4 separate regions of the Homo sapiens genome follow, and regions 1, 3 and 4 are each linked to region 2. The links are chromatin contacts, found by Hi-C or POLR2A ChIA-PET in ENCODE. All regions are on one chromosome and are shown on one strand. The core of a region is the stretch at or near the end of the contact, and the rest is flanking DNA. Distances in the headings are between cores, read along the strand shown.

The links. Hi-C counts contacts between places; a loop is a spot of excess contacts on that map. ChIA-PET counts read pairs that join two places held with the same protein, here RNA polymerase II (POLR2A). Pooled maps may share reads with other maps.
Region 1: a loop to region 2 is called in a pooled map, with 4 times the contacts of the local background. The contact joins two enhancer-like sites. A Hi-C loop is called at or near these places in 9 of 50 pooled maps. POLR2A ChIA-PET finds 5 or more read pairs at or near these places in 3 of 52 experiments (CD4-positive, alpha-beta memory T cell, activated CD8-positive, alpha-beta memory T cell and activated T-cell).
Region 3: a map of naive thymus-derived CD4-positive, alpha-beta T cell shows a loop between it and region 2 (6-fold over the local background). The contact joins two enhancer-like sites. A Hi-C loop is called at or near these places in 1 of 168 maps with a recorded cell type or tissue (naive thymus-derived CD4-positive, alpha-beta T cell) and 6 of 50 pooled maps. POLR2A ChIA-PET finds 5 or more read pairs at or near these places in 2 of 52 experiments (CD4-positive, alpha-beta memory T cell and activated naive CD4-positive, alpha-beta T cell).
Region 4: a loop to region 2 is called in a pooled map, with 4 times the contacts of the local background. The contact joins two enhancer-like sites. A Hi-C loop is called at or near these places in 3 of 50 pooled maps. POLR2A ChIA-PET finds 5 or more read pairs at or near these places in 3 of 52 experiments (activated CD4-positive, alpha-beta memory T cell, activated T-cell and naive thymus-derived CD4-positive, alpha-beta T cell).

The regions. Positions count from the first base shown.
Region 1 is chr1:101,290,262-101,292,961 of GRCh38, reverse strand. No RefSeq gene overlaps it. Among named protein-coding and RNA genes, the nearest start is that of LINC01307, 32 kb to the left of the region's middle. Within about 2 kb of position 1,386, at least 3 of the 41 ENCODE cell types and tissues checked have a DNase peak (open chromatin) inside an H3K27ac peak, as active enhancers do.
Region 2 is chr1:101,080,304-101,083,003 of GRCh38, reverse strand. The region is part of intron 3 of DPH5-DT (DPH5 divergent transcript); the gene reads right to left. Among named protein-coding and RNA genes, the nearest start is that of DPH5-DT, 56 kb to the right of the region's middle. RefSeq lists a silencer at 1,260-1,339. Within about 2 kb of position 1,268, at least 2 of the 41 ENCODE cell types and tissues checked have a DNase peak (open chromatin) inside an H3K27ac peak, as active enhancers do.
Region 3 is chr1:100,926,108-100,928,807 of GRCh38, reverse strand. All of the region lies in intron 8 of SLC30A7 (solute carrier family 30 member 7), which reads right to left. Among named protein-coding and RNA genes, the nearest start is that of SLC30A7, 31 kb to the right of the region's middle. Within about 2 kb of position 1,312, at least 4 of the 41 ENCODE cell types and tissues checked have a DNase peak (open chromatin) inside an H3K27ac peak, as active enhancers do.
Region 4 is chr1:100,948,345-100,951,062 of GRCh38, reverse strand. All of the region lies in intron 8 of SLC30A7 (solute carrier family 30 member 7), which reads right to left. Among named protein-coding and RNA genes, the nearest start is that of SLC30A7, 54 kb to the right of the region's middle. RefSeq lists an enhancer at 1,238-1,287. Within about 2 kb of position 1,367, at least 7 of the 41 ENCODE cell types and tissues checked have a DNase peak (open chromatin) inside an H3K27ac peak, as active enhancers do.

The DNA of each region.
Region 1 (2,700 bases), core at 137-2,636, 210 kb before region 2:
ACTTTGGGAGGTCAAGGTGGGAGTATCGCTTGAGGCCAGGAGCTCAAGACCAGCCTGGGCAACACAGCAAGACCTTGTATCTAGAAACAAACTTTAAAAATTAGCCCAGTAGGCCGGGTGCGGTGGCTCACTGCTGTAATCCCAGCACTCTGAGAGGCTGAGGTGGGCAGATCACCTGAGGCCAGGAGTTCGAGACCAGCCTGGCCAACATAGTGAAACCCCCTCTCTACTAAAAATACAAAAATTAGCTGAGTGTGGTGATGGGCGGCTGTAATCCCAGCTACTTGGGATTACAATTGTCCTGCTGAGGCAGGAGAATTGCTTGAATCCAGGAGGTGGAGGTTGTGGTGAACAGAGATGGTGCCACTGCACTCCATCCTAGGCAACAGAACAAGACTCCATTGAAAACAAACAAACAAACAAAAAACAAACAACAAAACAAACAAAAACAAACAAACAAAAAACCATAGCCCAGTATGGTGACATGTGCCTGTGGTCCCAACTACTTAGGAGGCTGAGGCAGGCAGATCCCTAGAGCCCAGGAGGTTGAGGCTACAGTGAGCTATAATTGTGCCATCCAGCCTGGGTGACAGAGTGATAAATAAACTAAATAGGTAAACTCAATAAACACATAAACTAAATAAATTGATTTCCTCACTTGGTTCCTTATGGAGGCTCTTCATAGACAGCTGTCAACCTCTTACTGTGTTGGACACTGAAAGAGGAATGGATGGTTTCCATGGTCCCTGCTGTCAAGAAGCGTACATTAGAAGGGAATACTTACTCAAGCAAACATGCTTCATTACCAGCAAAAGTGAAATACTATGACATGTGAGAAGAAAGCAAGCCATCTTTTTGATTTGAAGAATAAGGAAAAGCATCATAGGAAAAGTAGCATCTTAGTTGGCCGTTGGAGGAAAAACAGAATTTTAATAAGGAAAGAAAGGCATAAAAAGAGCAATCCAAGCTGAATAAGAATAACAAAGTCATGGAGATGTGAAAGTGCAGGGTAAGTTCAGGAAATAGGAAACTGCTGTGTGGTTAAAGCAATGGGCACGTGGGAGATGGTGGTGGAAGATGCAACCCGATCAGGCAGGAGCACAAACATCAGACTCTGGATTGCATCAGACCCAGGAGAGTGTTTTCAGTCAGATTTTCAACAATGACAGCCTTGTTAGAATAAGTGGGTGGCTTCCCCTGATAACTACTTTGAAGGACAACATTCACTGAGGTGCTTAAGTTCTAGGACTGCTTAAAACCAAATCAGGTCCCATTGCTTGATAATTACAGCTGATAAAATCATGTCTCTGTACAGGAAAATTTAGCACCAATTAGTTAAATCATCAGGCTTCAGAGCAGAGTCATCAGCAAAGCCACAAAGGAGGAAGAGGCTTAGTCCTGCTGGGCAGTCTGGCAAATGAAGTTACTAAGTATAAACATAAAGTCTTCCAGGCACTCCCCTTGGGAAAATCTGTTTCTCGCTTGGGGGAACTGGAGAGGTCTCTCCTAGGATCAGGAGTTACAGGGGATGAGGATGGTGGGGGTAGGGGTGCATGGACTGAGTTTGGGAAGGACCTAGCATCGTGGAGTGCTCAGGTGCAAAGGAGAGAAATCAGGAAAGAAGCCCAGTTTATCTCTAGCACCAAGGTAAGATGGAAATGGTGGGGGCACTGAAGGAAGATTGCAACTTGTTCAGCCTCTGGGTGCCCAACATGCATACCAAAGCCTCAAGATAGAGCACCCATGACAGCACAACTAATTCCAAATGCTACAAGCTTGTGGTTCAAGGCTACCAATAAAATACCCTTAGTCCCACCCACAAAGTTTCTAATTTAGTGAGCTAAATTAGACCTGAGATGGGCTGAGAATTTGATTTTCTAAGAACTTCTGAGGTGGTGCTGATGCTGCTAGTCTAAGAACCTCCGACCTAGAACTTATGAACCACAGCCCTCAGGTGACATGTTTAGTAGCTGAATCTGAGAGAAACTGCAAAGGGTAGGAGTTGACAGTTTCCAGCTCAGACTACCTGAGGGGGATCTGTATGCTCCAGAGACTGATAAACATCAAAACAAGCAACAATCCAAGACAGATAGTGATCATGCAATAAAAAGAAGGCAGAAAGGGAAGGTTAAAGGAAGGAAGCAGAGAAGGAATCTGGGCCATTTGCCTGGAGACAACCACCCAGTAGAGCAGAAAGGAGCTGCATCACTAGCCAGTCACTCGGAAGCTACAGCTCTGTTGTCACCTGGCTGCATCTAGAATCATCTACGGAGCTTTCCAAAAATGCCAGGTGCTAAGCCTCACCCCCCCAAACAAATTAAATCAGAATCCTACAGATGGGGCTCTGACTGTGGGAGTTTCTGAAAGCTCCCAGATGATTCAAACGTGCAATTAGGGTTGAGAGTCGCTGTTCTAAGGGAAATTTGATCCTGTTTAAAGAAAGAAAGAAAGAAAAAATCCAATAGAGAAATCTGTGGAAGAAGCAGTCTATCTCTACTTAACTTAAAATGTAACAAGATTTCTAAAGTGATTGCTCCTCACCTTCTTACTCTATCCTTCCCAAACCTTCAAATTCGTTTACAGCTGTGGATACATCCAGCACTGTGCCTGAGCAGTTTCTTTCTTATTTATTTATTTATTTATTTATTTATTTATTTATTTATTTATTTTAAAATAAAGATGAGGTCTTGCTATGTTGCC
Region 2 (2,700 bases), core at 19-2,518:
AGATGGCAGAGATGAAGCTGAAAAGGCAGGCAGGCAGAAGCCAGAAAGAGGACTTTGCAAGGCCCATGCTCCAGTGGGCCTTCCTTTTAGGGAAATGGAAAATCAACAAAAGATTTTAAGAAAGGAGTGGCATGCTCAGATCAGATCTGTGATTAAGAAAGTTTACTCTAGATACCCCTTGGAAATCATATTAACACACATTGTGTACCGCCACTACTACTTCCAGATGTATGCCCTCCACTGACTTTTACAGGTAAATGTGGAAACTGATTACGGGGTTTACCTAAGAAAACTAGTTTTGCACTCTCAGATTTCAAAATACAGTAATGAAAAACACAAAGCCTTTCCTCTTAAAATCTTGGAGTGCATGTTAGGGTATTCTTTAAACTTTGGTAACCATAAGAAGCAAATTACTTTGGAGTACTCCATTTCAAAAATGTTGTATAATACATGAAATGTGATATTACAGCATTACTGATCCACTTTATGATGTTTTAAAAAATGTACTTATTTAAATACAGAAATATGATCAATGAATACAGCATTATATAATCACCAAGAGAACTTACTAGAGTTTTCATAATGGTCTCTTGGCTCTTCTTCTGCTGATATTGGCACCAAAGAAATTAGGTTATAACTATTGTTTCTTTTTGTGGCTGAAGAGACATTTCCAAGTACAGAATGAATGGAGTTCATTCAGAAGCCTTGCAAATGGGCTGTGGCCCCTTTTTTTATGTATAATAGGCCCAGCAAGGATATTTAGGACAAAACCAAGTTTTATTTTTAACCAGTTGGCAAGGTCTTCACATTTTAAAGGAGCTCCACACGCTAGATTTACTTAGGCTTATCTGTTCTTTCATCACAATTTCTATAGAAGAATATTAAGGATGCCAGAGAGTTGCCCACTTAGGGAAGGCAGATAGTTTTTTTAAAATAACAAGATAAATCATATGTTGCTTAAAACCTAAATTACAGAGGACATAGGAATTTCCAGTAGACTAAACTTGTCACAGTGACATGAAACAATAATATTTGAGGAAAAAAAAAAAAGAAAAAAAGAGCTTAGTGGAGAAGCAAGTCACTGGGAAAGGGAAAAAGCTTAAAAGTCACGCATATTTAAAGAAAACTAATGTTTTGTCATTGTTTCAGCCACATCTGAGTACATTAGAATTTAACGTACTTAAAAAAATTTTTAAAGGCAAAACATACAACAGTTGGGAGACAAAGTGGTTGTAACCCACTTCCTCCACACCCTCTTGATACTTAACATTGATACTTTGTGTGGTCTTTGGCTTATGCAGTATCCTGTCTCATTATGACTGGACTATTAAGAATCAAGTAACTGTCCCTGGGCGTGGTGGCGGGTGCCTGCAGTTCCAGCTACTCGGGAGGCTGGGGCTGGAGAATCCCTTGAGCTCAGGGGCTCGAATCTAGTCTGGACAACATAGTGAGACCCCCCGTCTCTAGAAAACAAACAAACAACAACCAAAAACACCCAAACACAAACACACAAAAGAATCCAGAATCAAATAATGGTCATCAACAATACAATATCCAACGGTAGTTCCTTTTTTTTTTTAAACGCACAGAACAACCTTTTGAAGGTGCCAAATTTAAAGATGGTAAAGTAACAGAGAAGTAAACTGTAACCTAATTGCTATGGCTTCAGAATAACCCAGTCAAAAGACTTTCAACATGAAAGGAAAGGAATTTAAATTAGTTGCCCTTGAGTTCAATATTTAAAGGTTCTGTATTTTTTTTCCTACTTTAGCAAGGGAACAAATATAGTCCTAGATTGGTCCAGGGGTGTATCTCCCCTTCTCAAAGTAATTTGCAGGTTGGACTACAAAGGAGATATAGTAACCCAATGAAAACAGTAGAAGCAAGACAGGTTCTTGGCATCTGCTTATGCTGCCGCCTGTATTTCTGCCCATGTTGGCTCAGGCCAAACAGTGCAGCATCCAGTGGACGGCTGAGGGACCTGTGTCCTCCACACTTCGCTCACCAGCAGGGAGTCATTATTACTCCTTCACATTGGGTACTTTTGAAGCACTTGATAGAAGCTCTTCTTAATGGAAATACTGAGGATTAAAGAACAATTCTGAGACTCAATCATTCTGAAGGGAAAAAAACACAATTGTCTAAGTCAGGGGAAACCATCTCTGACAGATGTTCTGCTAAAAGAGAAGACAGCTCCTCTTTTCTACATGATTCTCGAGGGCTAAAGGCTGCAGAGAGATACTGCTAATTAATTCCTCCATGTTTTCATGAAGGAAATATTTATCAAACATATCTAGAGCCATATTTTATAAGTAGTGTTTAGTTACTGTGTGTATATTCTAAGCATTTTATTATATAATAATATATACTGTGGAAGTAATAGTATTTACCTCACTGGGTTGTGGAGAGTATCTAACTCAGTGAGTTGTGAGATAATAAACATAAAGTGCTCATAAGCCATAATCCTGGTGCACTGCAATTGCTCAGTAGATGGTCATTCATGTTATTGGTGTTATGGAAGCTGCTAATGTAAAGCTTTATTTCTGGGTCCAGAAAGAAGTTGCCTTTACTGGAGATATCAAAGGCTAAATAGTAACACTGACGTTTAACAGGATCTGGAAAAAAAGAGAAATTTTTGACTCAAAGGGATTTATAAGGTTTCGAACCACCCTAAAACTTAAGATTTCTGGTATGCTGTGG
Region 3 (2,700 bases), core at 63-2,562, 150 kb after region 2:
AAAATGATTGTAAAGAAATACTGCTAACAGTGGTTATGTGACCTCTGCGTGTTGTGATCCTAGTTTTTCTTTACTTCATATGCTTTCCACTATTTTCAAAATTTTCTACCATGATCATATTTTATAATCAGAAAACTATTAAAAATTTTCTTACAAAGAATATGTCATATGCATAATACAAACAAAAATATTATGAAAAATAAAATAAAATAATCTCAGAATAAAAGAAAAAATCCAAAAGAAAACCCACAAAAATATTAACATGGGTCTCTTATGGTAATTTTTCCTTATCTTTTTCTATATTTTACCAAGTTTCTTTGTCAACATAATTATTCCCATAATTAAAAAAACTACTTTTAAATATGCAATTTCATTAAATCCTCAGCCTCTTCTCTAAATAGCCACATAGCATGTTCATGCTCTACCTGAAAACTGACCAATGGAGGGCACTGTCTTCCCTAGAGCACTATTAAGAAGCGCCGTTTTCTCTCCTACACTCCAGTACTGTTGGGGCTTGTGGTGAGGCAGATGTCCTTCTTGCTTGTCACTACCACTATTTATCACAGTTCCTACTACTTCTTCCCTACAGCACAGTTTCCTTAAGGCCCGTGCCATTAGATCATTACACCCTCTACCCATCTTGATTACCAGGGTTACAATTCCTGATTGCCCCCCTTCAGTCACTGAAAAATTTGGTAATGGGCTTATTATCTTTCCACCTCTACTCTTTTCATTATTCTTGATTTAAATTATCCATGTGGGCAATCCACCCATCATCAGGTCTCTATATGCTAAGCTTATCTTCTGCCCCTATAATCACACCTTAAGCCTTAAGATCTCAATTCCAAGCATCTCATAATCTGAACAACCCTTTCTATTTCTGGATCAATTCCCCTAATACCTCCATTCTTAATACTTCTTCCCAAACAGGGAAGATAGGCTCAGTGGATTAGATTGACCCTATCTTAGGCCACTAAGTGGATTAGACCACTGAACCTAACACTTTTTTTTAAAGCATGCATCAATTACCTTTATATCTTAATTTCTCACCACTCTAATCCCTGCCTTGCCCCTTTCTCACTGTCAGTACTCACCTGACAAAACCCCAAACCTGTTAAATCTAACTCTCTGTCTATTCCATACCTCTTACCAAGTAGCTGAACAAGACTGAAGAAAAACACAACTATTCTGGTTGTTTGCACTTTAAATTCATGACCACAAACCTCAAAGTGGGCCCTCTGTGCTGCCAGGCAATCACACTGCTCCCCTTTACAGCAAAAGGCTTTGAAAAGGAGTTGACTTAGTTGCTATCTCCATTTCCTCCCCTCCCATTCTCTCTCGAAGCTACTCTGTCTGATCAGGCTTTCATTCTCATCACTCTTCTTAGTCCCAGCAGCATTTAGCAGAGTTGATTAGTCCTTCCTGTTTAACAGGTTTCTTTACAAGGCTTCTAAAACAACATATGGTTGTATCTTTCTTCCCACCTCGCTGGTCATTCCACTTTACTCTTCTTGGTTGCACCTGCCTCCTGACCAACCCCAGGGCTCAGTTCTCAGGCCTCCCCTCCTCTATCAATACTCGGTCTCAGAATAAACTGTCTATTAAATATGGCTTTAAACAACATATATAATCTGATGACACCCAAATTTCTATCTTCCACCCCAACCTGCTCCCTGAACTCTAGAGATGCAGATATATAAACATGTATCTACCACTCTCTGCCCTGCTCATTGCGCTCCAGTTACACTGCCCTTCTTGTCATCCTTGTATCTGGCATGCTCCTGCCTCAGTGTGTTTATACTTGAAGTTCCCTCACCAGGGATATTCTTCCTCTGAACAGTCCCATATTCCTCTCCTCCACCATTTAGTCTCTGCTCCAATATTACCCTATGCAGAAGACTTTCCAAGCCCTTCTAAAATAGCATCTTAGCCTACTCTATGGCATTTGTCACCAACTGACAGTCCATTATCTATTTGCATGTTCGTTTGCTTTATTGACTGTCTCCCTATTAAAATGTAAGCTCCATGAGGGTAGGCTATTTGCCTGGCACAGAGTGGGTACTAAAACATTTGTTGAATTTTAAGATACATGAAACTTTTCTGTTACCTTCAAAGGGTGGGCTTATGAGAACCTTTTAATAGGTAAGTTATACATTTCAGTAATGTTTAAAATTTTCACAATAAGAATGTTAATATAGTTTAGATATGTGTGCCTGCCCAAAACTCATGCTGAATTGTAATCCCCAGTGCTGGAGGTGGGGCCTGGTGGGAGGTGTTTGGATCATGGGGACAGATCCCTCATGGCTTGGTGCTGTCTTCACAATAGTGACTTATTTCCAGATTTAGTCATTGTTTTTTCTCTCTCTCTCTTTCACCACGCTACATGCCTGCTCTGCCTTCACCTTCCACCATGACTGTAAGATTCCTGAGGCCTCCCCAGGAGCTAAGCAGATGCCAGCACTATGCTTTCTGTAAAGCCTACGGAACTGTGAGCCAATAAAACCTCTCTTCTTTATAGACTACCCAGTCTCAGGTATATCTTTATAGCAATGCAAAGTATTACTTTGGTTATCAGAAAAACAAGAGCAAATAATAAAAATATCAAAGCTTAACAATAACAAAAAGAAATCCAATCATATGACCTGAAACTATGTATCTATGTAAGTTACAGAGAAGTTTATAAGTAGGTCAGTAGGACCT
Region 4 (2,718 bases), core at 118-2,617, 130 kb after region 2:
TATAAATCCCATTTCCCTTCTTCCCCTCCAGTGGGATAACTCTGAAACATGACTCCTACGCTGGCTCCCCGAGTTACTCAGCAACTTAAGCTCCTGTTGCCTATAGTGGTAACTTAATTGACACTGAACCCGATGCTGGCTCCTTCCCTTCCCTGTCTCACTTCTCCACTCCTCTACAGGTGTTTGTTAGGATCACCTCCCAGATAAACTACTTGCACTTGAATCCATGTCACAGGGGGACATGAATCATGTCTCTAGGGCAACCCAAACTAAAATAGGATTTCATCAACATAGTGAGTGCTTTTAACTAGTCGGGGTTAAAGTTATAAAAGTGACTTTGTGGGCTCTTTCAGAGAACTTTGCCTACAGTAAAGTCCTGATTTTAGGAGAAGCTGATTTTTAAAGTGTATAAAAGGACCAGCCCACAGAAAAAAATGCAAAAGCTCAGGAAAACATCAACAGTAAAAATAACCCCAGTGGACCTTGGCAAGAGGCAGTGATAGAAAACAATGTGAAAGTTTTCTGCCATCATAGAGCTGACTGGTACAGTCAAATGACATGACCAAAAACAAATCTCTGACACCCAATTTCCATTCTGGGCCCAAACTCCATGCTGACTTCCAAAGTTACATGTTTAAGTAAACCTAAATTGTGAAATAAAAACAAAGAAAAAGAACTCTTATTTAACTGATTACCTAAAATACAAAATTTTAAATAACACTGTGAGAATATATTTTTTATTGAATATCTCAAAGTAAGTTAATTGCTACTTACACTGGATGCTAACCATATTAAAATATTTAGTTGCTGAGGTATGACTGGAATTCATGTTTCCAAAGGATTAATTAAGCAAAACAACAGATTAATTTAAGGGCAGGCTATACCCAGTGGTGGAGAGTTTGAAATTAACATACAGATTAAGAGTGACCATTAAAACTAAAGAACCACTGCAGCTCCCAGCGTGATCGACGCAGAAGACGGGTGATTCCTGCATTTCCAACTGAAGTACCTGGTTCATCTCACAGGGCCTGGTTGGACAGTGGGTGCACCCTGCAGAGAGCGAGCTGAAGCAGGGTGGGGCATCACCTCACCCAGGAAGTGCAAGGGGTTGGGGGATTTCCCTTTCCTAGCCAAGGGAAGCCATGACAGACTGTACCTGGGAAAAGGGGACACTCCCACCTACATACTGCACTTTTCCCATGGTCTGAGCAACCGGCAGACCAGGAGATTCTCTCTCATGCCTGGCTTAGTGGGTCCCATACCCACAGAGCCTTGCTCACTGCTAGTGCAGCAGTCTGAGATCGACCTGCAATGCTGCAGCCTGGCTGGGGGAGGGGCATCTGTATTGCTGAGGCTTGAGTAGGTAAACAAAACAGCCAGGAAGCTCAAACTGGGAGGGGCCCACCGCAGCTCAGTAAGGCCTACTGTCTCTACAGACTCCACCTCTGTGGGCAAGGCATAGCTGAACAAAAGGCAGCAGAAACTTCTGCAGACTTAAACGTCCCTGTCTGATAGCTCTGAAGAGAGCAGTGGTTCTCCTAGCATGGTGTTTTGAGCACTGAGAACGGACAGACTGCCTCCTCAAGTGGGTTCCTGACCCCCATGAAGCCTAACTGGGAGACACCTCCCAGTAGGGGCTGACAGACACCTCACACAGGCGGGTGCCCCTCTGGGATGAAGCTTCCAGAGGAAGGATCAGGCAGCAATATTTGCTGTTCTGCAGCCTCCGCTGGTGATACCCAGAAAAACAGGGTCTGGAGTGGACCTACAGCAAACTCCAACAGACCTGAAGCTGAGGGACCTGACTGTTACAAGGAAAGCTAACAAACAGAAAGGCATAGCATCAACCTCAACAAAAAAAGACATCTACACCAAAACCCCATCATAGACCAAAGGTAGATAAAACCACAAGATGGGGAGAAACCAGAGCAGAAAAGCTGAAAATTCTAAAAACCAGAGCGCCTCTTCTCCTCCAAAGGATCGCAGCTCCTCACCAGCAACAGAACAAAGCTGGACTTAGACGAGTTGACAGAAGTAGGCTTCAGAAGATCAGTAATAACAAACTTCTCCAAGCTAAAGGAGCATGTTCTAACCCATCACGAGGAAGTTAAAAACCTTGAAAAAAGGTTAGATGAATGACTAACTAAACAGTGTAGAGAAGACCTTAAATGACCTAAGGGAGCTTAAAACCATGGCATGAGAACTTCATGACGCATGCACAAGCTTCAATAGCCAATTTGATCAAGTGGAAGAAGGGTATCAGTGATTAAAGATCAAATTAATGAAATAAAGCAAGAAGACAAGTTTAGAGAAAAAAGTAAAAAGTAACAAAGCCTCCAAGAAATACAGGACTACGTGAAAAGACTAAATCTACGTTTGACTAGTATACCTGAAAGTGACAGGAAGAATGGAACAAAGTTGGAAAACACTCTTCAGGATATTATCCAGGAGAACGTCCCCAACCTAGCAAGGCAGGCCAACATACAAATTCAGGAAATATAAAGAACACCACAAAGATAGTCCTCGACAAGACCAACCCCAAGACACACAATTGTCAGATTCGCCAAGGTTGAAATGCAGGAAAAAAATGTTAAGGGCAGCCAGAGAGAAAGGTCGGGTTACCCACAAAGAGAAGCCCATCAGACAAACAGTGGATCTCTCAGCAGAAACCCTAAAAGCCAGAAGAGAGTGGGGGCCAATATTTAAATTTCTTAAAGA